Regions from separate parts of the Homo sapiens genome. Here all the other regions are linked to region 3. The links are chromatin loops, found by intact Hi-C in ENCODE. Cell type or tissue: endothelial cell of umbilical vein. All regions are shown on one strand.

What was found. Hi-C counts contacts between places; a loop is a spot of excess contacts. Peaks named below come from ENCODE experiments on the same cell type or tissue, not always from the same donor. Only the 100,000 strongest peaks of a DNase experiment are listed, where the experiment ranks them.
Region 1: a loop joins it to region 3, with 11 times the contacts of the local background. A loop is called at or near these places in 7 of 110 quality-filtered maps.
Region 2: a loop joins it to region 3, with 8 times the contacts of the local background. A loop is called at or near these places in 4 of 110 quality-filtered maps.

Annotation. Positions count from the first base shown.
Region 1 is chr6:157,574,782-157,582,781 of GRCh38, reverse strand. The region is part of intron 2 of ZDHHC14 (zDHHC palmitoyltransferase 14); the gene reads right to left. Among named protein-coding and RNA genes, the nearest start is that of MIR3692, 50 kb to the right of the region's middle. In endothelial cell of umbilical vein, no CTCF peak of the experiment used is centred here; DNase peaks (open chromatin) are centred at 3,021 and 3,161; H3K27ac peaks cover 1,765 bases.
Region 2 is chr6:157,593,818-157,601,817 of GRCh38, reverse strand. The region is part of intron 3 of ZDHHC14 (zDHHC palmitoyltransferase 14); the gene reads right to left. Among named protein-coding and RNA genes, the nearest start is that of MIR3692, 69 kb to the right of the region's middle. RefSeq lists an enhancer at 7,622-8,000. In endothelial cell of umbilical vein, a CTCF peak has its summit at 3,922 (motif pointing right); a DNase peak (open chromatin) is centred at 3,957.
Region 3 is chr6:157,511,971-157,519,970 of GRCh38, reverse strand. The region is part of intron 1 of ZDHHC14 (zDHHC palmitoyltransferase 14); the gene reads right to left. Among named protein-coding and RNA genes, the nearest start is that of MIR3692, 13 kb to the left of the region's middle. RefSeq lists enhancers at 1,593-2,114, 2,115-2,638. In endothelial cell of umbilical vein, no CTCF peak of the experiment used is centred here; DNase peaks (open chromatin) are centred at 4,750, 6,030 and 6,820; H3K27ac peaks cover 3,374 bases.

The DNA.
Region 1 (8,000 bases), 63 kb before region 3:
GCTAGAGAGGCTGACATTCAAGTTCGGGAAATGAAGAGAACTCCTGCAAAATAATACACAAGAAGAATATCCCCAAGACACATAATCATCAGATTCTCCAAGATGAAAATGAGAGAAACAATGTTAAAGAAATGTAGAGAGAAGAGGCAGTTCACTTACAAAGGGAGCCCTATCAGGCTAACAGCAGATCTTTCAGCAGAAGCCCTAAAAGCCAGAAGAGATCAGGCTATATTCAGCATTCTTAAAGAAAAGAATTTCCAACCAAGAATTTCATATCCGGCCAAACTAAGCTTCATAAATGAGGGATAAGTAAGATCTTTTTCAAAGCAAATGTTGAGGAATTCCTTGCCACCAGACCTACCTTAAAAGAGGTCCTGAAAAGAGCACTAAATATGGAAAGGAAGGACCATTACCAGCCACTACAAAAACACACTCAAGTACACAGACTGGTGACTCTATAAAGCAACCACACAAACAAGCCTGCATAATAACCAGCTAACAATGTGATGACAAGATCAAATCCGCACATATCAATACTAACTTTGAATGTAAATAGGAAATGACCCAATTAAAAGGCACAGGGTGGGCTGGGCATGGTGGCTCACACCTGTAATCCCAGCACTTTGGGAGGCCCAGGTGGGCAGATCACTTGAGGCCAGGAGTTTGAGACCAGCCTGGCCAACATGGAGAAAGCCCAAATCTACTAAAAATACAAAAAATTAGCCAGGCATGGTGGCGTGTGCCTGTAGTTCCAGCTACTCAGGAGGTTGAGGTGGGTGAATCACTTGAACCTGGGAGCCAGAGGTTGCACTGAACTGAGACTGTGCCACTGCACTCCAGCCTGGGTGACAGTGCAAGACCCTGTTTAAAAAGAAAAAAAAAATGTCACAGAATGGCAACCTGGATAAAGAAGCAAGACCCAATGACCCAATGGTATGCTGTCTTCAAGGGACCCATCTCGCATGCAGTGACACCCATAGGCTCAAAATGAAGTGATGGAGAAAAATCTACCAAGCAAATGGAAAACAGAATAAAAGCAGGGGTTGCTATTCCTAATTTCAGACAAAACAGACTTTAAACCAACAGAGATCAAAAAAGACAAAGAAGGGCATTACATAATGGCAAAGCATTCAATTCAATAAGAAGACCTAACTATCCTAAATATATATGCATTAACACAGGAGCACCTAGATTAATAAAGCAAGCTGTTAGAGACCCACAAAGAGACTTAGACTCCCACACAATAATAGTGAGAGATCTCAACACCCCACTGACAGTATTAGATCATTGAGGCAGAAAATTAACAAAGATATTCAGGACCTGAATTCAATACTGGACCAAATGGACCTAGCACAAACATCTACAGAACTCTCTACCCCAAAACAAGAGAATATACATTCTTCTGATTGCCACATAGCACGTACTCTTAAATTGACCACACAATCAGACATAAAACAATCCTCAGCAAATTAAAAAAAAAAAACATACCAACTACACTTTCAAGCCATAGCACAAGAAAAATAAAAAATCCATACTAAAAAAATTGCTCAAAACGATACGATTACATTGAAAATTAAACACCTGTTCCTGAATGACTTTGGGGTAAATAATGAAATCAAGGCAGAAATCAAGAAGTTCTTTGCAACTAATGAGAACAAAGATCCAACATACCAGAATCTCTGGGACACAGCTAAGGTAGTGTTCAGATGGAAGTTTATAGCACTAAATGGCCACATGAAAAAGTAAGAAGGATCTCAAATTAACAACCTAACATCATAACTAGAGGAATTAGAGAAGCAAGGGAAAACCAATCCTAAAGCTACTAGATGACAGAAATAACCAGAATCAGTGCTGAACTGAAGGGAATTAAGAAACAAACAAAAAACATATAAAACATCAACAAATCCAGGAGTTGGTTCTTTGAAAAAATTAATAAGATAGACTGCTAGCTAGACTAATAAAAAAAGGAGGGAAATCCAAATTAACACAATTAGAAATGGCAAAGGGGGCATTACCACTTACCCCCAGAGAAATACAAAGAAAAAAACACACACACACACACACACACAAAACACAAAAAACCCAGACAGTACTATGAACACCTCTATGCAGACAAACTAGAAAATCTAGAAGAAATGGATAAATTCCTGGACACATACAATCTCCAAAGACTGAACCAGGAAGAAACTGAATCCCTGAACAGATTAGTAATGAGTTCCAAAATTTAAGCAGTAATAAAAAGCTTACTAACCAAGAAAAGCCCAGGACCAGATGGATTCACAGCCGAATTCTACCAGATATATAAAGAGCTGGTACCATTCCTACTGAAACTGTTCCAAAAAAATGAGCAGGGACTCTTCCCCAACTAATTCTGAGGCCAGCATCATCCTGATACAAAACCAGGCAGAGATGCAACAAAAAAAGAAAACCCCAGGCCAATATCCCAAATGAATATAGAAGCAAAAATCCTCAAGAAAATACTAATAAACTGAATCTAGCAGCACATCAAAAAGTTAATCCACCAAGATCAAGTAGACTTTATCCTTGGGATGCAAGGCTGGTTCAACATACATAGATCAGTAAATGTGATTAATCACATAAACAGAACTAAAAAATTTCCCAAAACCACATAATTATCTCAATAGGTGCAGAAATAAAAGAGATGTGAATAAAATTCAACATCTCTTCCTGTTAAAAACCCTCAATAAACTAGGCATTGAAGGAATATACTTCAAAATAACAAGAGCCATCTATGACAAACCCACAGCTGACATCATACTGAATGGGCAAAAGCTAGAAGCATTCGCCTTGAAAGCTGGCACAAGACAAGGATGCCCTCTCTTACCACTCCTATTCAACATAGTACTGGAAGTCCTGTCCAGAGCAGTCAGGAGGAAGAAATAAAAGGCATTCAGATAAGAATAGAGGAGGAAGTCAAACTCTCCCTGTTTGCGGATGACATAATTCTATATCTGGAAAACCCCAGAGTCTCTGCCCAAAAGCTCCTTGATCTGATAAACAACTTCAGCAAAGTTTCAGGATATAAAATTAATGTATGGAAATCAGTAGCATTCCTATACACCAACAACATCCAAACCAAGAGCCAAATCAGGAACACAATCCCATTCACAGTTGCCACAAAAATAATTAAAAACCTAGGCATACAGCTAAACCAGGGAGGTGAAAGATTTCTACGATAAGAGTTACAAAACACTGCCAGAAATCAGTGATGACACATACAAATGGAAAAACATTCCATGTTTATGGGTAGAAAGAATAAATATTGGCTGGGCATGGTGGCTCATGCCTGTAATCCCAGCACTTTGGGAGGCTGAGGTGGGCGGATCACGAGGTCAGCAGATTGAGACCATCCTGGCTAACATGGTGAAACCCCTTGTCTACTAAAAATACAAAAAATTAGCTGGGCGTGGTGGCAGGCACCTGTAGTCCCAGCTGCTTCGGAGGCTGAGGCAGGAGAATGGCATGAACCCGGGAGGCAGAGCTTGCAGTGAGCCGAGATCGCGCCACTGCACTCCAGCCTGGGCGACAGAGTGAGACTCCATCCAAAAAAAAAAAAAAAAAAAAAAAAAACACAGAATCAATATCATTAAAATGGCCATAGTGCCAAAAGCAATTTACAGATTCAACACTATTTCTATCAAAGTACCAATGACATTCTTCACAAAATTCAAAAACTATTTTAAAATTCATATAGAACTAAAAAAGAGCCAGAATAGCCAAGGCAATCCTAAGCAAAAAGAACAAAGCTGGAAGCATCACATTACCTGACTTCAAACTATACTACAAGGCTATTGTATCCAAAACAACATGGTACTGGTATAAAAACAGACCCATTGTATTAGTCCATTCTCACACTGCTAGGAAGAAATAACCAAGACTAGGTAATTTATAAAGGAAAGAGGTTTAATTGACTCACAGTTCCACATGACTGGAAAAGCCTCAGGAAATTTACAATCATGGTGGAAGGCAAAGAGAAGCAGGCACCTTCTTCACAGGGCAGCAGGACACAGTGAGTGCAAGCAGGGGAAATGCCAGCCACTTATAAAACCATCAGATCTCGTGAGACTCACCCACTATCACGAGAACAGCATAGGGGAAACCACCCCCATGATTCAATCACCTCCACCTGGTCCTGCCCTTGACACATGGGGATTATGGGGATTACAATTCAAGATGAGATTTGGGTGGGGCCACAAAACCTAACCATATCACACATAGACCAATGGAACAGAATAGAGATCCCAGAAATAATGGTACACACCTACAACCATCTGATCATTGACAAACCTGACAAAAACAATGGGGGAAAGGATTCCCTATTCAATAAATGGTGCTGGACTAACTGGCTAGTCATAGACAGAAGATTGAAACTGGGCCCCTTCCTTACACCACATATGAAATCAACTTAAGATGGATTAAAGACTTAAATGTAAAACCTAAAACTATAAAAACTCTGGGAGATAACTTAGGAAATGTCATTCTGGACATAGGACCTGGCAAAGATTTATGATGAAGACACCAATAGCAATTGCAACAAAAACAGAAATTGACAAATGAGACCTAATTAAACTAAGAGTTGTTTTACTGAAAAGAAACTATCAACAGACTAAACAGACAACCTACAGAATTGGAGAAAATATGTGCAAACTAGGCATCTGACAAAGTTGTAATATCCATAATCTGTAAGGAGCTTAAATGAATTTACAAGAAAAAAAAACAACCCCATTAAAAAGTGGGCAAAGGACATGAACAGACACTTTTCAAAAGAAGATATACATGTGGTTAACAAGCATATGAAAAAAATGCTCAACAGCATTAATCATTAGAGAAATGCAAATGAAAACCACAATGAGATACCATCTCACACAGCAGAATGGCTATTATTAAAAAGTAAAAAAATAACAGATGCAGGCTGGCTGCTGTGGCTCACGCCTGTAATCCCAGCACTTTGGGAGGCCAAGGCAGGCAGATCAGCTGAGGTTCAGGAGTTTGAGACCATCCTGGCCAACGTGGTAAAACCCCATCTCTACTAAAAATACAAAAATTAGCCAGGTGTGGTGCCAGGTGCCTGTAATCCCAGCTACTTGGGAGGCTGAAGCATGAGAATCACTTGAACCTGGGAGGTGGAGGTTGCAGTGAGCCTAGATCATGCCATTGAGCTCCAGCCTAGGCAACAAGAGTGAAACTCTGTCTCAAAAACAAAACAAAACAAACAAACAAAAAAACAGAGGCTGGAGAGGTTGCCAAGAAAAGGGAATGAAGGGACTGCTTATACACTGTTGGTGGGAGTGTAAATTAGTTCAGCCACTGTGGAAAGCAGCATGGTGATTCCTCAAAGAACTTAAAATAGAATTACCATTCAGCCCAGCAATCCCATTTTTGGGTATATACCCAAAGAAATATAAATCATTCTACCATAAGGACACATGCACATGTATGTTCACTGTAGCACTATTCACAATAGCAAAGGCATGGAATTAATCTCAATGTTCATCAGTGGTAGAGTGGATGAAGAAAATGTGGTACATATACACCATGGAATACTATGCAGCCTTAAAAAAGAATGAAATCATGTTCACTGTAGCAACATGGATAGAGCTGGAGGTCATTACCCTAAGCAATCTAATGTGGGAACAGAAGGCCAAGTACTACATGTTTTCACTTACAAGTGGGAGCTAAATGATGAGAACACACAGACACAAAGAGGGGAACACCACACACTGGGGCCTACTTGAGGGTGGAGGGTGGGATGGGGGAGAAGATCATAAAAAATACCTGTGGGGTAGTACCTGGGTGATGAAATAATCTGTACACTAAACCTCCATGACACGCGGTTTACCTGTATAAGAAACCTGCACATGTACCCCTGAACCCAAAATAAAAGTTAAAAAAAAATTCTTTCCTTACCGAAGGATTCGGAACAGTGGCATAGCCTGGTGGATTTCAGTTTCATAGACCATTAACCAGCTGACAGAATGCCTGCCAGAGTGGTAGGAAGCTCTGCTAAGAGGAGTCAGTCAGAATGAAGATGAAGCATCTCTCTGCATTAGGATGTAAGTCACAGGGCAAATGTGCTTTGCTTTAGACTCAAGTCTCTGTGACTATATCTATTGAATTTGCTGGAGTACAGCTGTTGGATGCTACCAACACACAGCTGGTGGATCTAACACATCTTAAATTTTCATAATGCTCATTTTAGTCGTGCTCTGTAACATTCAGGACATAAACTACCCAACCTTGGAATGGCTGACCTATCATGAAAGAAGATGGTTACTTTAAGAGTCATTGAATATAATCTCTGGGCTTACAGTCTGTAAACTTCCAAGCCCACAGGAAAATATTAACAATGATTAAATGTTAGACAAGTCAACTCCTTTTATTTTAACTGTTTGGGAAAAAAGTAGAGCAAATTCTGGTCTGTCTATATACATTGTTTCGGTTTCCACTGGAGAATTAAAATGTGAAATTTTCTTAATAATATATTGCAGCAGCTTTTTCTTTATGAATTCTTATATACAGATATGCACAGGAAGACTCAAGAAAAGGCAAGGCCCCCAGTCCTCCTCTTCCAGTTAAAATCCTTAGTATGTCCGTTTGTCTTAAACATTTTTCTTCAAGGATGGAAATGGATGCCTGAGGAAGGGCTCATTTGGGCAGTTTCAAACCCAAGCCACATGCAGGCAGCACCTGGAGCATCTCCTCTGCTTAGTCCCCTACCCATCACAGGAGGAGCAAAGAAGGCCTGCCGAGTCAGAAGCAAGAGAGCGAGGAACATGGAAGGGTTGGGGAGGCCAGGGCCAGGGCGGGCCGCAGGCAGCCGAGTAGTGAGTCCTGCAAGGAATGAAAGAAACATGGTGTTCCAGCCCAGTTTGCCTTTTCCTAATCATTCACTCAACACCTATGAGCATTGAGGGTTCTCTGGTGGGCAAAAGGGAGCTGGTGCTTGCCTTCAAGGAATTTACGGTCTGTTGGAGGGCATATATTAATTAAATAATCACACAACAAAATGCATTGCTGCACACTGTGTATGTTTTAGTTAGAGAGCAGGAGAATCCACCTGGGGCAGGAACTCTTCCCAGAAGCAGCAGCATTTGAGCCAGGATCTGGAGGCTGATAGAGTAGGCTTTCCCTAGACAATGTGTGTGGGGGTGTGCACACTCGCTGGGAGCAGGGAACCAGGCACTTCGGGCACAGGGGGCAGCTTGTGTCCTGGTCCCAGGACAGGAGGGAGATGTTATATTGAGGATATGGAGGGAGGGCTGTGTGACCAGAGCACAGTGTAAGCGGGAGATCTGAGAGAGGAGGAAGGCAGGGGCTAGGCCACACAGAACCCTGTAGCCACATCTGGGATGTTGGCCTTCATTCTGAGTGCAAAAGGAAGCTGTGACTGTTAATTTTATGTGTCAACTTGGCTCAGCCATGTGCCAGTTGTTCGGTCAACCACCAGTCTAAATGTTGCCATGAAGATATTTTTTAGATGAGATTAACATTTAAATCAGCAGACTTTGATGTAAAGCAGATTACTCTCCCTAATGAGGGTGGGCCTCCTCCAATCAGGTGCTGATCTTCAGAGCAAATACTGAGCTCCCCCAAGGTAGAAGAAATTCTCAAGACTTCACGGTAGAAACCCCGCCTGCTTCCAGCCTGCTGCCCTGCAGGATTCAGGCTCAAGATGGCAACACCAACTCACCTGACTTTCCAGCCTGCTGGCCTGCCCTGCAGATTCCAGACTTGCCAACCCCATAATCGGAACAAGCCAATTCCTAAAATAAACCCGCCTCTTCCCTGCCCCCCATACATATATTCTGTTTCTCCAGGTATTTCTCTAGAGAGCACTGAATAATACAGAGGCCAAGAAGGGTTCTGTATTGTGTGGTAAAGTGATCAGGTAGGCAATTAAGTCATATCACATCGACTGCAGTATCAAAGACAAATCGGCTAGGGAAGAAAGAATGGATCTATGCCCAGTTAGGAGGGAT
Region 2 (8,000 bases), 82 kb before region 3:
ATGGGCAATGAAGAAATCACTTACACACATGCACATACACACAGAAAGCATGTGCATGGGCCCTGAAGTCACTTTCTGTAACTCATCTTTGGACTTCACAGGACCTCATAATATCAAATAGTGCATGTTTCCTTGCATCGTTCTAGGTTTGAAATGTTATTGTTTGTTGTTTGTATATTCTTCTAATTACATTTCACAGCTATTTTATCTTGCCCCCCGACTCATAATTCATTAAATTTAAATAAATTTGTGGAGAGTACATGTCTTGATTTTTATTACAATTCCTAACTGATACATAGTATGCTATTTTAATGTATTTATTAGGTAACTGATAAACCTACTAAACATAAAAAAACTAGTTCTAATGTTTGTTGGTACTGTTATTATTGCTCTTGTCAGCTACAAAATATGGTGATTTTGTTTCTTCTTTTTTGATAGTTATATATTTGTGTTTATTTTCCTACATTACCACATTAATTAGAAAAGATATTGTAAAATATTAGTAATGATACTAGACATCCTAATTTGTTCCTAATTTTAATGTAAATCATGGCAGTGTTTTGCTATAAAGAAAATGTTAGCTTTTTTCCTTTTTAACATAATGTTAAAGAAATATTCTTCTGTATTAGTTTTTAATCGTATAGCAATAGTTTTATATAGCAAATTACCAGAAATGACGGACTTTCAAACAACATGAACTCATTATCTCGCGATTTTTGTGGGTCAGGAGCCCCGTGCGCTGCGGCCAGGGCAGCCTCTCCATCTGCAGTCAGGGCCTCTCCCGAGCTCCATGCTGGAGGCGGGATTCACCGCCTTCCATCCTGCTCCGAAACGGCACCCAGGCCTCCTGCGCGGCATCTCTCCAGCTCTGCTCTTGAGGGCTCTTGGAATTACACTGGGCCCCTTGGATAATCCAGGATAAACTCTCTCAAGTCAGCTGATTAGTCACCTTTTATGACATCTACAAAGTCCCTTTTGCCAAGCAACGTGACATAACCATTGGAGCAACCCGGGGGGTGTGAGGGGAAGGGGCAGTCATGGGGGCCAGAATTCTGCCTACCACACCTTCCAATCTGGATACACTGAGTTCTATAGCTACAAATGAATGTCTTGGCCAGGTGCGGTGGCTCACGCCTGTAATCCCAACACTTTGGGATGTCAAGGTGGGCCAATCACTTGAGGTCAGTAGTTCAAGACCAGCCTGGCCAACATAATGAAACCCCATCTTTACTAAAAACACAAAAATTAGCCAGGCGTGGTGGTGCACACCTGTAATCCCAGCTACTCGGGAGGCTGAGGCAGGAGAATCACTTGAATCTGGGAGGCGGAGGTTGCAGTGAGCTGCACTCCAGCCTGGGTGACAGAGCAAGACTGTCACAAAAAATACAAAACAAATGTCGCATTTTATCAAATCCCTTTTTATTATCTATTATCATGATCACATATACCTTTTATCTTTTGACCTATTGATATACTAATAGTTTTATTAACATTAAAAAATCACATTCCTGGAATACATCCTTCCATGTCATGACTAATTCTTTATTATACTGGTAGATTAAGTTTGCTATGTCTTCACGTTGGCTTGTTGTAATGTTTATAAATAAGGGTGGGGGTTTTATTCTGCATGTTATTTTTGTAAGGTTTTGGTGTTAGGGTTATACTATTTTGGTGAAATGAACTGAAAAACCATTCAACCTTTCCGAAGCTCTCAGACACTACTCAGAACATAGGAAGTAAGCTGTCTGGGCCCAGCACCTTTCTCACATGGTTCTTCATAAAACTTTTCAGTTTTTCATGGCTAGTAATCAATTCCAGTTTTCTACTCACTCCTTGGCCCATTTTCCTATACAATCATGTTTCACTGAGATTTTTCAAATCAATTGGCATAGAGTTAACACAACGGCAAAATAATATATTTCTCAATAATTATAGAAAACCATCTCACCTATATTTGTTTCATTTGAATCTGTTACTTGCACTTTGTTAATTTCTTTGTCTTACCAGACGTTAATGCCTTGGTTGGTTGTTCTCCAAAGAATTAGATTTGGCAACCTATTGGTTGCTGTTTTCTAAGTCATTGTTTTCTTATGGTTTCCCTTAAGTTTATTTGCTGCTCTTTTTCTGCCTTCTGGAGATGGATGCTTTGTTCATTTATTTGCTTCTAAGTTCAGTTTATTTTTTGTACTAGACTTTTTAAAGTATTTTATTTCATTGGCCATCCACCATTAAAGTAAACTTCCTGTTTGGGGAGAACCCCAAAATAGGTGGGAGGCAGGGCCCCATCCTCCCATCCTCATTATAGATGCTGAGTGTGGGGCAGTCGCCACCTTCGCCTGGCTGTCTGCTTGGGCGTGGAAACAAAACAGGCCAAGGGCTCCCACCCAGGTGTCTGAATCCGGAGTTGTGGTCTTTGAAGACAGTCAGAGTTTCGTCGAGAGCTGCAGCAGAGGGAACTCAGTGGTGGTGCCGCAAACGTCCTACCTGTGGTACTTGCCTCCTGCAACATCCTGCTGCAGATGCAACTGGCCGTGCGGGGCTGCCCAGCCTCCTCCACTGTTCCTGGTTTCTGAGCCTCATTCTCCAGCCTCCTTGTTGATTCTACCGGCAACCCGACAGTCTTCTGGTTCATTCCTCTTCTGCTTAGATTAACTATTTCTCATGTTTAAAATGTAGAATTCTGAATGGCATGGTTTTCTTTTGCATTGTTCTTACTGCCATTTTCTAAATATTTTACAACTGCAGTTTTGAAGTTTCTGTCACCCAAGATTTATGAAAAGCCTCTTTAAAAAGCTTCTTTACAAAGATTTATAAAAGTTTTTTAAAGTTTTTTTTAAAAGCATTACAATTAGGTATGTTTGTACATTTCTATCTTTGTGATTCATTTCTAGTTTTATTGTTTCATCAGATGACATTTTCAGTGTGATATCTGCCTTTAGAACGCTGGAAAGTGTTTTGGGCTTAATATGATTAATTTTTGTAAATGTTCCATGAATGGTTGAACATGGTAAGTACACTTTGTAAAAACGAAGTTCAACATACATTTATTATACTTATACACTGGCATACTCTACTTACAGTTTGTTGACCTGAGCCATGAAAAACAGATGTATGCTATTATTTCTCACTAGCATTATGTAACAAATTACCTTTGCATTTTCTAACAACCTTTACTTTATATATTTTGATGCAATGTTATTTGGTGCATAAATGTTGGTAATTTAATTCTACTCTTAACCAATATAAAATTACTCTTTAACCTGTGTAATATGATAAATACAATACTGTCTGCCTTGAGTTCTCCTTGGTCTGCTCTTAATAATGATCCCTGGGGACTGGCTCATATTTTCACATACTTAGTTATTGTCACAGCACTTAACACATAGATGCTTATTCAATGTTGGTGAAATGAAGAGATAGCGGAAACCAGGAGAATCAGTAAAGTCCTGTTTGTTTTGGTTCCAACAAGGATACGAATCTCAGCTCCCTCCACTCCCCTCCAATGACCTGCTTTCCTATGAGAAACTAATAGCCCCCTCATCATACCCAAATAGTTACAAAGGCATTCCCAAGTGCTAATCCACACCAGAAGGCAGCTGCAGGGCCGAATCTCTGCCATGTCCAAACTCTTAATGTACAACTGTGAAGCAGTGGCTGGGTTCCTGAGGGCAGCGCACAGCAGAGTGTATGCAACACACAAGGTATCTGCAGTCTGAGTTCAGACTCACACACAGAGGAAGCAGTGAGAGCAACAAGGGGCAGACACTGTGGGACAGAAGGCAGAGTGTGCAGTAAGATGCAGTCAAGTGCCCGGGAGAGGAAGAGCACAGCCAAAAAGAGGCGAGGGAATGAGAAAGAGAGCCTGTAAGGATTTAAAAGAGGCAGGGGAAAGCCCTGCCAGAAATAAAAGCGACTGGACACTGAGTCCCTGCAGAGGGCGCCTGGAGGTTCTTTGTGGCACCCACACCAAAAATGACAGGACAGAAAACAAGGGACCAGGCCATGTCCTGGATGTGGGAGGAGGCTGGTCTGCTCGGTGCCCCCCAGGGGCTGGCATGGCCTGAGGGCTCCATGTACTACTTCCTTCGTCTTCACAGCCCTTCCAGATGTGGCATCTCAGGTGCAGAGACAGTCCCAGTGCCCACACAGGACAGCAGGGCTGGGACCCAGGCTGCAGCTGCCTCCAGAGGCCACCTCTGAACCTCTAGACTAAGCTGCCTGGGTCTGGCCAGAGTTAGGCAGACTCTTGTATAACCGGTTTGCAAAAATGCTGGCAGTGTTTCATCTTACTGTCTAGCAAACTTTCTTATTAGTTTGTCCACAGTATGTGATTAAAATCTAGTACATGTAAATCCCTTTTTATTACAGGTTTAGGCTGTACTAAAAATACGCATTCCAGCGAAAGCTGCTGGCAATTCCGACGCTGGACTAGGGCCCACCAAACGACAGACATCCCTCATAGGGCCTACCCCATCAGAAAAACGAGGGCAGCATGCACCTGGGGCTTTAAAACATACATAGTGAGCCCGAGAGGGTCTCACAGGCCCATGCTTTGCCTCTTCAGCTCCTTCAGTTTCTCTCGCTTTAATGATTTGAGGGATATGAGGATCCGAGAGAGAAGAGGTGGCTCCCTGGCCCCAGCTGTTGGTTGTTTAAAAATATTCCGTAACCTCAAAGCCCGCCTGGATAAATAAACAACCCGAAATGCTGCGTTCCACGTGTGCAGAAGGAACGCGATGGCAAGACTCACAGAGAACCAGAGAGACAGTCAAGGATTCAGAGAAAGAGACAGACGGAAACAGGCAGCAGGGACAAAGTCAGAGAGAGACAGAAAATACATTCACGTCGATCACGGCAGATCATCTAAATCCTTCCAGATTACAGAGAAACAAGGCGATTCCTACTACTTTGTGAAGACGCTTCTTGTTGTAATCAGTTACTTGGGAGCACCGATGGTGGCATTCCCATCACTGATGAGACCATCAATGGCCAGAGCCACGCGCTTACTGGCCCCTCAGTGTGCCGCAGGTCTGTCTGTGCTGGGTGCTGTGGTGGGCACTATCTCAGTTAATCTTCAAAAGAAACCGAGGGGGTAGCACTAGGATCACATCCATTTTACAGATGTGGTAACAGCTGGGAGCGTTCAGACAACTTGCCAGGTTCCAGTATTACTCAATGAGAGGACCAGGATTCAGCCCTGGCCTGTGTGTTCTCAGAGCCAGGTCCCCAACCACTGGGGCCTGCCAACTAACTCTATATTTGACCAGAGAAAGCTCTTTCTCAGTCCTCAACTAAAAAGGCCCCTATGACTTTCAAACTTATTTAACAAAGAAAACTGCTCTTCTGAACGGCCTGGGAAGCTGCATTTTTCCTCTCTCCTCTCCCATGCAAAGTGACATTTATTTACTGTGCTTGGGAAGGACCAGCTCAAACCTGCTCGTTACAAGGTAAGGGAAGCCACAAGTTCCCACCTCAGCTTTCAGCATACCACTGTGCTACTTCTCTTGCTGCAAAAAGAATTCTTTCAGTGAAAACTTTCCATCTAAAAATAAGATCATGGCCAACTCTGCAATTACACTTCTCAGTGGGAGACATTTGCCTTCCACTCTATTTTCCTGAATGCAGAATGTCCAAACTACTGTCCTGCTCATCAGTCAACCAAAGGCCCCAGTGTCCCATAATTAACCGGAAAACCGAAGCTATGCAGTTTTCAATCACTGGGTGGTGTTTTGAGGAGCCCTGTGGGCAGCTTTATTTTAGATCACTCATATGCTACTTCTTCACCTGTCCCCCACGGAGCTGGCCCTGAGCACCACTCAGAGGCCGCGGCTTGCGGTGTGCTCCTGGGTTCCAGTCTTCCTCCTCTAGATCCTGCCCCAAACTTCCCCACTTCCTCTCCTTTCCCTTTCTCTTTCCTGTTCTGGGTCTCCCATACATAGACCACCACCATGTTCGGTTGTGGATACTGGGTGGCCACCGTGACTTTGATTTACCAGAAAGGTGGAGGCCTGGCTCCTGGCCTATTATAGCCTGGTGGCTCCTAGGTTCACGGCTGGTAGAGTGCACAGGAGAGGATCATACTGGAAACACTCACACATGCAGAAGTACACCGTCACTGGGGAAAGGCACAGCTGTGATAAGGGGCTTTTACATCTCATTCATCAGGGTTCTTTAAGGGACACATACACCTGTGGGCAATGGGAGGGAACAAATGTGATTATATGAACTTTCAGAGCAGTGTCTGATAATAATCCAAAAGGAATTTTAAAATAGTAAGTCACAGTAGATTGAGAAGAAAATTTTGACTGTGATTAAAAATCTAGCCTAGGCCGGGAGCAGTGGCTCACATCTGTAATCCCAGCACTTCAGGAGGCCGAGGCAGGTGGATCACTTGAGGCCAGTTCAAGACCAGCCTGGCCAACATGGTGAAACCTCGTCTCTAAGAAAAATACAAAAAAATTAGCTGGGCAGGGTGACATACGCCTGTAGTCCAGCTACTCGGGAGGCTGGGGCAGGAGAATTGTTTGAATCCGGGAGGTGGAGGTTGCAATGAGCTGAGATCATGCCACTGCACTCCAGCCTGGACGACAGAGCAAGACTCCATCACAAAAAAAAAAAAAAAAAAAAAAAAAAAAAAAAAAAATCTAGCCTAGAGACAAGAAACAGAGGATAAATGAGTGGACAAATTGGGTGTGTTTAGAAATGAATAAAAAGTTTTATAAATGATAAAGAGAAGGAAGTGCCCAGTAAGACCTTTAGTTTTACAGATAACAACACCCTACCTACCAAAATATAGTCTAGAATAAGGCATTAGACCTCCAGGAGAAGGCATGCAGAATGACAGAAGAGTTTATGTGCACAAGTGTAAGACACACACTGTCCCATCACAGGCCTGGAGGTCAAAATTACAACCCAAGAAAGGGTGTTGAGAACTCCTACAGGTAGACGGTTCCCCCAGAGATATTTAAGATGCTGTGCTCCTTCAGCTTAAATTGTCCCCAAGATAGGTGTGGAATGGACACTGGGGCTGGTGTCACCAGGAAGGGTACTGGTAATCAAACAAAGGCTGATTTGTAGAGTCCCTTGTAGAAACCTTGTAGAAACCCTGGTGTGCCCCCACATGGAGAACTAGGTGTAGTTTTGGCCACTGCATCTACGGAAGGTCAAGACATTGTCCAGAGAAAGCCAATCAAAACTATCAAGAGAGGAGGAGTAACAAGAGCACTAGCAGCTAACAATCACAGAGCGTCTGCTACATGCCAGGCACTTTCCACCTGTTCATTCATTTATTCTCTCCACTATCCCATGCGGCAGGCAGTTATCAACCCCACCGCAGAGATGACGAAACTGAGGCACACAGCGTTTCAGTACCTTGCCTGTCACGCAGCTGGTATTTGAACCCAGGCCATGCAGTGCCAGATCCCATGCTCTTAACCATCAGCTACTTCCTACATGGGAGAAGCAGAACCCATTCCATACTGTTCTGTTGGGGAGGCAAGGCTGAAAGTAATTTATCTATGTTAAGAAAACCAAGACGAGGCCTGATAGAGAAAACATGAGCTTTGTGGCAAACTGTAGATTATTAAAGTTAGGGTAAAGTTAATTTAAGACAAACGGAAGACTGCTTTGCACAGCAGGACGTACATTATAAAATGTTATTTTTCTCAAGAAGAATTGAGACTACAAATTCTAAGACTCACGAAGAGTGCTGGCAATCAATGCTGTGTTACTAAGGGAAGCTAGGTTTGTTCTGAGGTGCACTCCTATCCTTTCAGTTACGAGGTAACAGGGTTTCCATTGCTTATTCTCCCAGGAATACCCCTGGTCACTTCCGCTAGAGGCAGGCCATGAGTCTTCCCCACTGGGGCAAAGCTTTTGTCCTCTCCTTGCTTCCCTTCCTGTCACTTGGGTGTTCTGCCATCTCCTTGCCAACCTCATCTCTAGGCAGCTCCAGCCACAGAGAGAAGAGGGTCTGTGGGTGTGGGGAGCAGCTCTCAGTC
Region 3 (8,000 bases):
CGCAAATGTCAGCTTATTGCCAGCAGGGCATTCTGGGCATTCACTTCACTTCGCCCTGCACTGCAACTGCTGGGGTTCCCAGTTCTTTCCAATCAGGACCCTTTGACTTCCTTGGGGTAGGGACGGGTCTGTTAGCATTTTATCCTCAGTACCTAGCAAAGCCACGGGCTCCTGTCAGATGCTCAAGAGATGCGTGTTTAATGAAAACAAACAAACAACAAAAAAACGATGAATCCTTTCGTTTTGCAGAGGAAGAGCTGAGAGGGGAAGTCACTTTTGCTCTGGACCACACAGCTCTTGAGGGGCCGGGCTAAGACCCCGGCTCCAAGGCTCTGCCTGCTGGTGATCCAGAATGTTGACATTCTGAACCTTCAGTGGATCCGTCTAAGTTGCTCCCAGAATCCATGGAAAGGCAATTAATGTTTCTATGAACAACCAAGACGGCACCTTTTAGAAAAAGTATCTCATTTAGGCCCTTACTTCTCCCATGAGCTCATCTCTCTGGGCAAGTAAATACAAGCTGCTCACCACAGTTAACGAGCAGCCTAAGCGAAGGCCTCCAGTGAGGAAAGCCTCTCTTTTTTTTTTTTCCAGGCAATGCCCTACTTCTATCAATATGTGTTAAAAACAGACATTATTCCTGGCAACTGCTTCATAGCAAAAAATAAAAATAAAAATAAAAAAATAAATATCAAGCTTCACTTATCTCTCTGCTTCCAGTTTGAAGTAGAGACACTATCATAGTTTTCATACCAGGATTTGGAAAATACGTAAAAAACAAAACTTAAATTTAGCTGCTGCTTTGCAGTTGGATTCTTCGTACATCAGGAAAAACCTGAACAACTCCCTCCATCTATGTTTCTGAGATCACTAAAACTCCTGTTGCTCAGCTGAGCCAGTGAGCCATGAGCCAGCCCTCATAACGCTGTGTTGACAACAGGGAAAATGGCAGAGGCGTAAGGATACAGGTAACAGGGGCAACTGTCAGCTGCCTCTCCTGCCCCAGTCCTCACCATGAACAGCTCCCTTTTCTTGGCTGGCCGCCGTATGGCTTGTAGCGTTTGTGTGCCCCACACGAAGAGAGGATCTCAAGCCACATGTGACTGTGAAGACTACACCCCTCACAAGAATGCGCTGGGAATGCGCTGGAGAAATAACCATCAAAGCCAGTCCACGGTGGCGGGGAAGCCACAGATGGAAGCGCTCTCTGGCTTAAATCCAAGGTTCCAGGAGGGAAACATTGACATGGATTCTAAATAACGAACACAGGCTCACGTGAAACAACTGGAAAAATTGGGCACCGTTTCACAACTAGGGTGAGTTGGGAGGGAGGGTGGGAAAGGCGGGGACAGGCGAGCTGAGCCCCATCCGCTGGTGCACCGGGGCGGTTGGGTGTCACCTACAGACAGAGGCCAGTACACTAACAACTGGGATGGTGATTCACTCCCTGGTCTTCTACAGATTTTAACTTGCTCCTCATATTAGCTTGTCAGGCCTTTATTCCACCACACACTGACTCTGGCAACCACACATCACCTCAGATTGTTTGTAAAGAGCCCCCCTTCCACCCTCCCCCCACCCCTTCCCTATTGCCCCTGGAGAGCTCAATGACCACACATAGTCCTTCTGAGACCTCAGTCCATGCCTGTGAGCTACTGCCCAACAGGGACCACCTGCTGGCATCCTCAGTGTACCTAATGGCAGGTCCATCAGTGTGGCTTGAGGAAGATCTAGCAGGAGCCACTTCCTTCATAGTGCATGATTCTTTAGAGTTGAAGCACAAAAAAGAAAGAAAAGCAACTGCAGGTGGGTGGTCTTTGTTCTATTAGGCCTTCCACGGAGGGATGGGAACTTTGAACTTCAGGAAAATAAACAAAGCTGCAAGCTTTAGCCTGCTGGGTGCTAAGATGCCAACAGGGTGGCCAGCCCCCCACCCTCCTCCAGCCTGCGTGTCCACATCCATGCACGGGGGCTGGGGACGTGCATCCTAGGATGACTTTTACAACTGACCCTTTCTCAGTTCCCAGCTCAAGCTGTGGTTCACACGTGGGGCTTTGATACAGATCACAGGCAATGCCTAGGGCAACAGCGACACTTTTAAAAACCCTCCTCTGTAGGTGACAACACTATCTAGTTGAAAGATACAAAAGGAAAAACAAATGCCAGCACTGTCCCTGAAATGCAGGCAGCGCCCAGATGGTAGGCGGCCGTGAGGGCGAGGCAGGGCAGGGACTGCTCGCCAACACTTTACTCAGGACTGAACCTGGCTGCTGGCTTAGTTCAGGGTCAGGAGTCGCCGGTTTGGGATGTACCTGACAGAAATTTTCAAGATACACAGTACGGCTTAAGAGATACTTTAAGGCCAGGCGCGGTGGCTCAAGCCTGTAATCCCAGCACTTTGGGAGGCCAAGGCGAATGGATCACTTGAGGTCAGGAGTTCGAGATCAACCTGGCCAAGATGATTAAAACCCCATCTCTACTAAAAATACAAAATTAAGCCAGGTGTGATAGCAGCACCTGTAATCCCAGCTACTCGGGAGGCTGAGGCAGGAGAATCGCTTGAACCCGGGAGGCGGAGGTTATAGTTGAGACTGCGCCACTGCACTCCAGCCTGGCTGACAGAGCGAAACTCTGTCTCAAAAAAAAAAAGAGATACTATAGAGCAGAAGTCTTTTAGTGGGGGTACTGTGTCCCCATCACACCCACCACTCCCATCCCTGGGAAGCAGCCACTCCCACTAGGAAAATAGTCCCCTGCTTTAGGAGAACTGTTGGTCCTCACAAATTCCTGAGGAGGGGGAGTCAGTGAAGGTATTCAACGCAACAAAGATTCCAAGGAGAGGAATGAGGCCCTCGCTTGGCCTCAACTTCCCTTCCGTGGCACTGAAAGTGCTCGGAGATGTCTGCTTCCCGGGTACAACCACGGTATAAAAACAGCCCCTTTATGCTCCACTCAGAACTCAGCACTGGGGACTTCCACCCTCCCTCTTGCCATGTTGCTAGAGCTTTCTGAAATGAAAACAATAAAAAAATCTGTGCCCTCCCAAGGCACCACCATGTTTTGGTGTCTATGTGATACAGAGGAGACAGATACCATGGGAACAGGTTTCATCTGGAAGATGACAGTTGCACCTGGTGTGGTTTTTGGCACTTATTAACTTAATGCGTTGCAGTATGTCCGGTGACTGACACCCTGCAGGAAGGCCCACAGAAGGTTGCCATTTCCTAGCCCTTCAAGTCTCTTGCTTTATTGCAGCGCAGACTTGACCTTCTTTCTCCTTGGATTTGTGCTTCCTTGCACAATTACTGTAGCATCTTGGGATACTGCAATGGTGAAACAGAAATAAGCAACTCTAACTTTTGTTTTCCATTTCAACCCAATATTTCAGGCTCCAGTCCCTCATGAAGACATTCATTCAACGAATAATTCACTCAACTACGTGCAGGAGACACTTTCATAGATTTACACTCTGACAGGGAAAGACTGGCCAGGTCCACAAATGACATCATGGCAGACACACAGAGCACGGGCCAGGCACTCAGGGACCCGCAACCTGTTCACGGGAATGACAATAAGGTACTCCCAGAATTCTGAGATAAAATTACCTTAGGAGAGTAAAGTTAGATAAATTAAAAACACGGTTGATTTATCACAATGCTATATACGGATGTTCACAGCATCGCTATTACACAAGCCTCAAACTGAAACAACTCAAGTATCAACGTTAGAATGTAGTAATAAGTTACATATTAATATCATGGAGGATGATACAGCAATGAAATAAACATACTATTTGCTGCATGAAACAACATAGACATAGCTTGCAAATATGTTGAGCAAAGAGAATATAGTGTGAATTTTACTATCGAGTTTATAAGCAGGCAAAATGAAACCTAGGATGCTAGAGGGCAGGGTAGCGGTTACTCTGGAGGTAGTGGTGGCTGAAAGGAGGGCACACAGGGGACTTGGGTCCTGGTAGTGTTCTATTTCACGCCTTGCCTGCTTGCTACGTTAGTCTGATAACTTTGGAAAAATGTATCGAGCTGTACCTTCACAATTTGTACATTTTCCTGAATGAATACTACACATCTATACAAATGTTTACTTAAAAAACTATCTAGATGCAGTTAGTTGGTGTTAAGAGACAGCTGTGGGGGTGAGTGCAAGAGATGGTGTGAGAATCTGTGGCTAAAGAAATGAAGGGTGGGCCGGGCGCGGTGGCTCACGTCTGTAATCCCAGCACTTTGGGAGGCCGAGGTGGGCGGATCACGAGGTCAGGAGATCGAGACCATCCAGGCTAACACGGTGAAACCCCGTCTCTACTAAAAAACACGAAAAAATTAGCCGGGCGTGGTGGCGGGAGCCTGTAATCCCAGCTACTCCGGAAGCTGAGGCAGGAGAATGGCGTGAACTCGGGAGGCGGAGCTTGCAGTGAGCGGAGATAGCGCGCCACTGCATTCCAGCCTGGGCGACAGAGCAAGACTCCGTCTCCAAAAAAAAAAAAAAAAAAAAAGAAAAAGAAAAAGAAAGAGAAATGAAGGGTGCGCCCAGTTCGTTGTGTGTGATTTCGCATCAGCCCAGAAAAGAAGGCCTAAGATGCGACTAGAATCACGTGAGCTGGAATGCAATCAGTTACACTGTGCTCTGCTGGAAAGACCATGGAAAAGATTCGGAGAGGGAAAATTTTGCAGTGTTCATTCCTCACTGTCTGGCAGAGATGCTGTAACAGGAAGGCAGGAACCTTCTGGTCACCAGCGATATGCTCAACTGTGGGATGACTCATTAGTACTCGCCGTGGCTGGCATGAGGTGTCATTCAGGGTCATCTCTCTCCCCGTGAGTGCTCAGGCCCCACTCACCAAGCAACCTTCTAGCCACAGATTCAACTTCCCCAGCCCAGGACATGCTGGAAAACTGGAAAGGAATATTCTGGCCTTTACAAAATGTTCTCACTAAATACATAGCATCCTTTTGATATCTCAGGCACCTGTAAGGCCCCGATGCAAACACTTCTGAAAGAGCTGCGATAACACTGAGTCTCCGGACCTGCCAAGTCGAGAACCAGATGTTATACTTTGGAGACTCCACCAAAGCAGATCTCCCCTGAGACCCAGGCCCCAAGCACCCCCATACTCCTGGAATGGGTTCCTTGTTGGCTTGGTTTTTGTGCCTATACCATCGGTGGCTTGGACATCACCCACTCCCCACCGCCCAGCGGGGAAGAGAGGCTGGGTCAGCCTTCCAAGGTCAAGGCCAGTGAAGCTTTCCAGCAGTCAAGAGGCTGCAGGGCTCAAACAACAACCGGAATAAGGGGTCCATCTCTTGCCTCAGGGGCCTGTTACAGTTATATGACATTTGCCATGAAACTCAATATTCACTGCCTAGCAATAAACATAGAAACTGAAGTACTAGATTGGGGATTCCAGGGACTTCTTCCAATCCAACTTCTTGGCGATATCAGAGTATTTAATCACTGCAATCTAATAGGCAGATATTTTTGTTTTATTGGCTTCTAGAGCAGAACCTTCCATCCCAACCCTGGCAGCCACCTGGGGACATCCAAGTTTTGCTCTTTGCACAGCCGACTGTGTGTGAGCACAGGTGAAAGTGACCATGGGCATAGAAAGAAAGAAAATTCAATGTTCCTGAAGAGTAGATGGATCCTGAGAGGGGAGTGACGGTACAGTGTGGGCCGCATGGCCGTGAGCTGGCTTGTCGGTTGTTTACACGTAACTCTGCCTTGTCCCCCCAAAAAATTGAGAGCCCTGGAACCCATTTATACCCACGTGCCTTCAATATGGTATATCCCAACTGTTTTTCTTTTAATCTCTGAACCTACATTTTTCATGCTTGCTAATGAAACTCAACTCATTTTGTTTCTAGAGACAGAGCCAAATCTGGTGAAGCAAACTCATTCAGGAAGACTGGCAGGAGGGACCAGCCAGCCTCCGAGAGAAAGGATGTGGATGGCGTGTCACAGTGGGAAGAGCCTGGGACCAGGGTCTGAAGGCCACTGACAAGGGGACCCTGAGCAATTCACTGTTCGCTGAGCCAAGGTTTGCTCATCCATAAAATGAGGGACTGGAAACAGCTGATTTCTAAGTTCCTTTCAGGTTTCATGATGGCTGGGTAAGGAGCCTCATCTTCAGAGTCCGGAAGGCCTGGCTTCTGATCTCTGACCTCATCACTAGCTGTGTGACTCAGGCAAACTTACCTAACCTCTCTGAACCTTTTTATTAAAAAATAAAAGCGGTGACAATCATATCATAATCAACACATAATAACAGAATATAATATATAAATAGTACAATCACATAACAATAATAATGCGGACTGGATGAAGTAAATGTACATATGGTATTTAGTGATGTGCCTGGTGTAGTGTAAATCCTAAATACCGAACAGCAAAAACAGCCATGAGTCTGTGTTTTCCAAGGCTTATGTCAATGTTGACAGAGTCCCAGATGGAGCTCGGGGTGCAATCAGGTAAAAAGTAACAAAGCACTAACAGCTTAGGGAATGGTGTGAAATGTTCAGAAATGAATGTTTAGAATGAAACTGACTTACTATCAGCTCCGACCCTGGGCCCTGCCTGTCCTGACAGGTGTGGACGCCACCACCACACTCACAGCTGTGAAACATCTTTCCTACAGCCATATAAGTGGCAACTCTTGAGAGTTTAGTGTGCTTTTAAGAAAGCTAATGACACTAAGAGGAGGAGAATGGTGCTGAACAGTCAATTTTGTTTTCATCTTACAGAGAACAGTAAGCTATTAAGAGCAATCTGCTCAACAGCGAGACGTCACGAACAAGCTGAGCCATCTCCCCTGGTGTCCTGGGCTAAAGAATCTCCTTAGAAATAACAGCATTTGCCAGACGTTTATGCAGAAGTGGATGCATTATTTAACAAAGTCCCGTATTGTTTATTCTGGAACACTGATATGAGAGTGATACACATGCCTTTTTCAGCGTTCCCAAATATTGGTGATTTTGTTTCATGTCTGGGTTCTTTTGAACTGTTGTCACTGATAGTGAAATACTAATTGTATATAAAGGCAGAAACATGCTTTTCCTGAGGTTAGGAAACATATGCAGCTGGAATCTATAAAATAAATAATTTCTCAAATAATGACAGGAACATTTTCAGAGTATATTATGTAGTCTAACCCTACATTCTGATGAGTGTACAGATTAGAAAATATACATACTGGAAGACGGATATATTTTTATCTGTTTTGACAAGTTTACCCATTTCTCTCCCTGTCTTTTTTTCTTTCTTTCTTTCTTTTTTGTGGAGAACTGGGACTTGCTATGTTGCCCAGGCAGGTCTTGAACTCCTGGGCTCAAGCTATCCTCCCACATCTGCCTTCCTTAGTGCTGGGACTGCAGATGTGAGCCACTGCACCTGGCCTCGCCCATTTCTAAATAAGCAATTTATTGTTGCTCTTCTTCCCAACAAAGTGTGCATGTGTGTGTGGCTCACGCATGAACTGTGAGCCACGGACTATGCTTAACACAGTGCAGAACGTGGCTCTGTCTTTGAAGGATGATTCACTCCAATCCTAAGGCGGAAAATGGCCAAATTAAGAGCAGAGCTGGTGATGAGGACTACCAGAGGGCTATGTGGCCGTAAGCTAAGGAAGGGGCTTCTGAGGAGGGCAAGTCAGCCCTACAGAGGGCCCCCCAGCGGCATCCAGGGCCAGCCAGGGCCATGGACCCCGAGCCAGGATGACTGGGTTCAAATCCCGGCTCCACACTTACTTGCCATGTGACTTTAGCAAGTTATTAACCTAACCTCACCCTGCTTGAGTTTCCTTCACTCGAACATGAGGATAATAATTGGACCTACCGCAGGAGGGAACTGCAAGAATTAAATAATACATATAAAGCATTTGTGACAGTGCCGTCACTATCCTCCTCCAGGTAGGCTCTTTATGACCTTCTTCACCGTTCCAGTTCATTACTTCGCATTTCGAGCATGTTGTTCATGCTCCAGTTCTA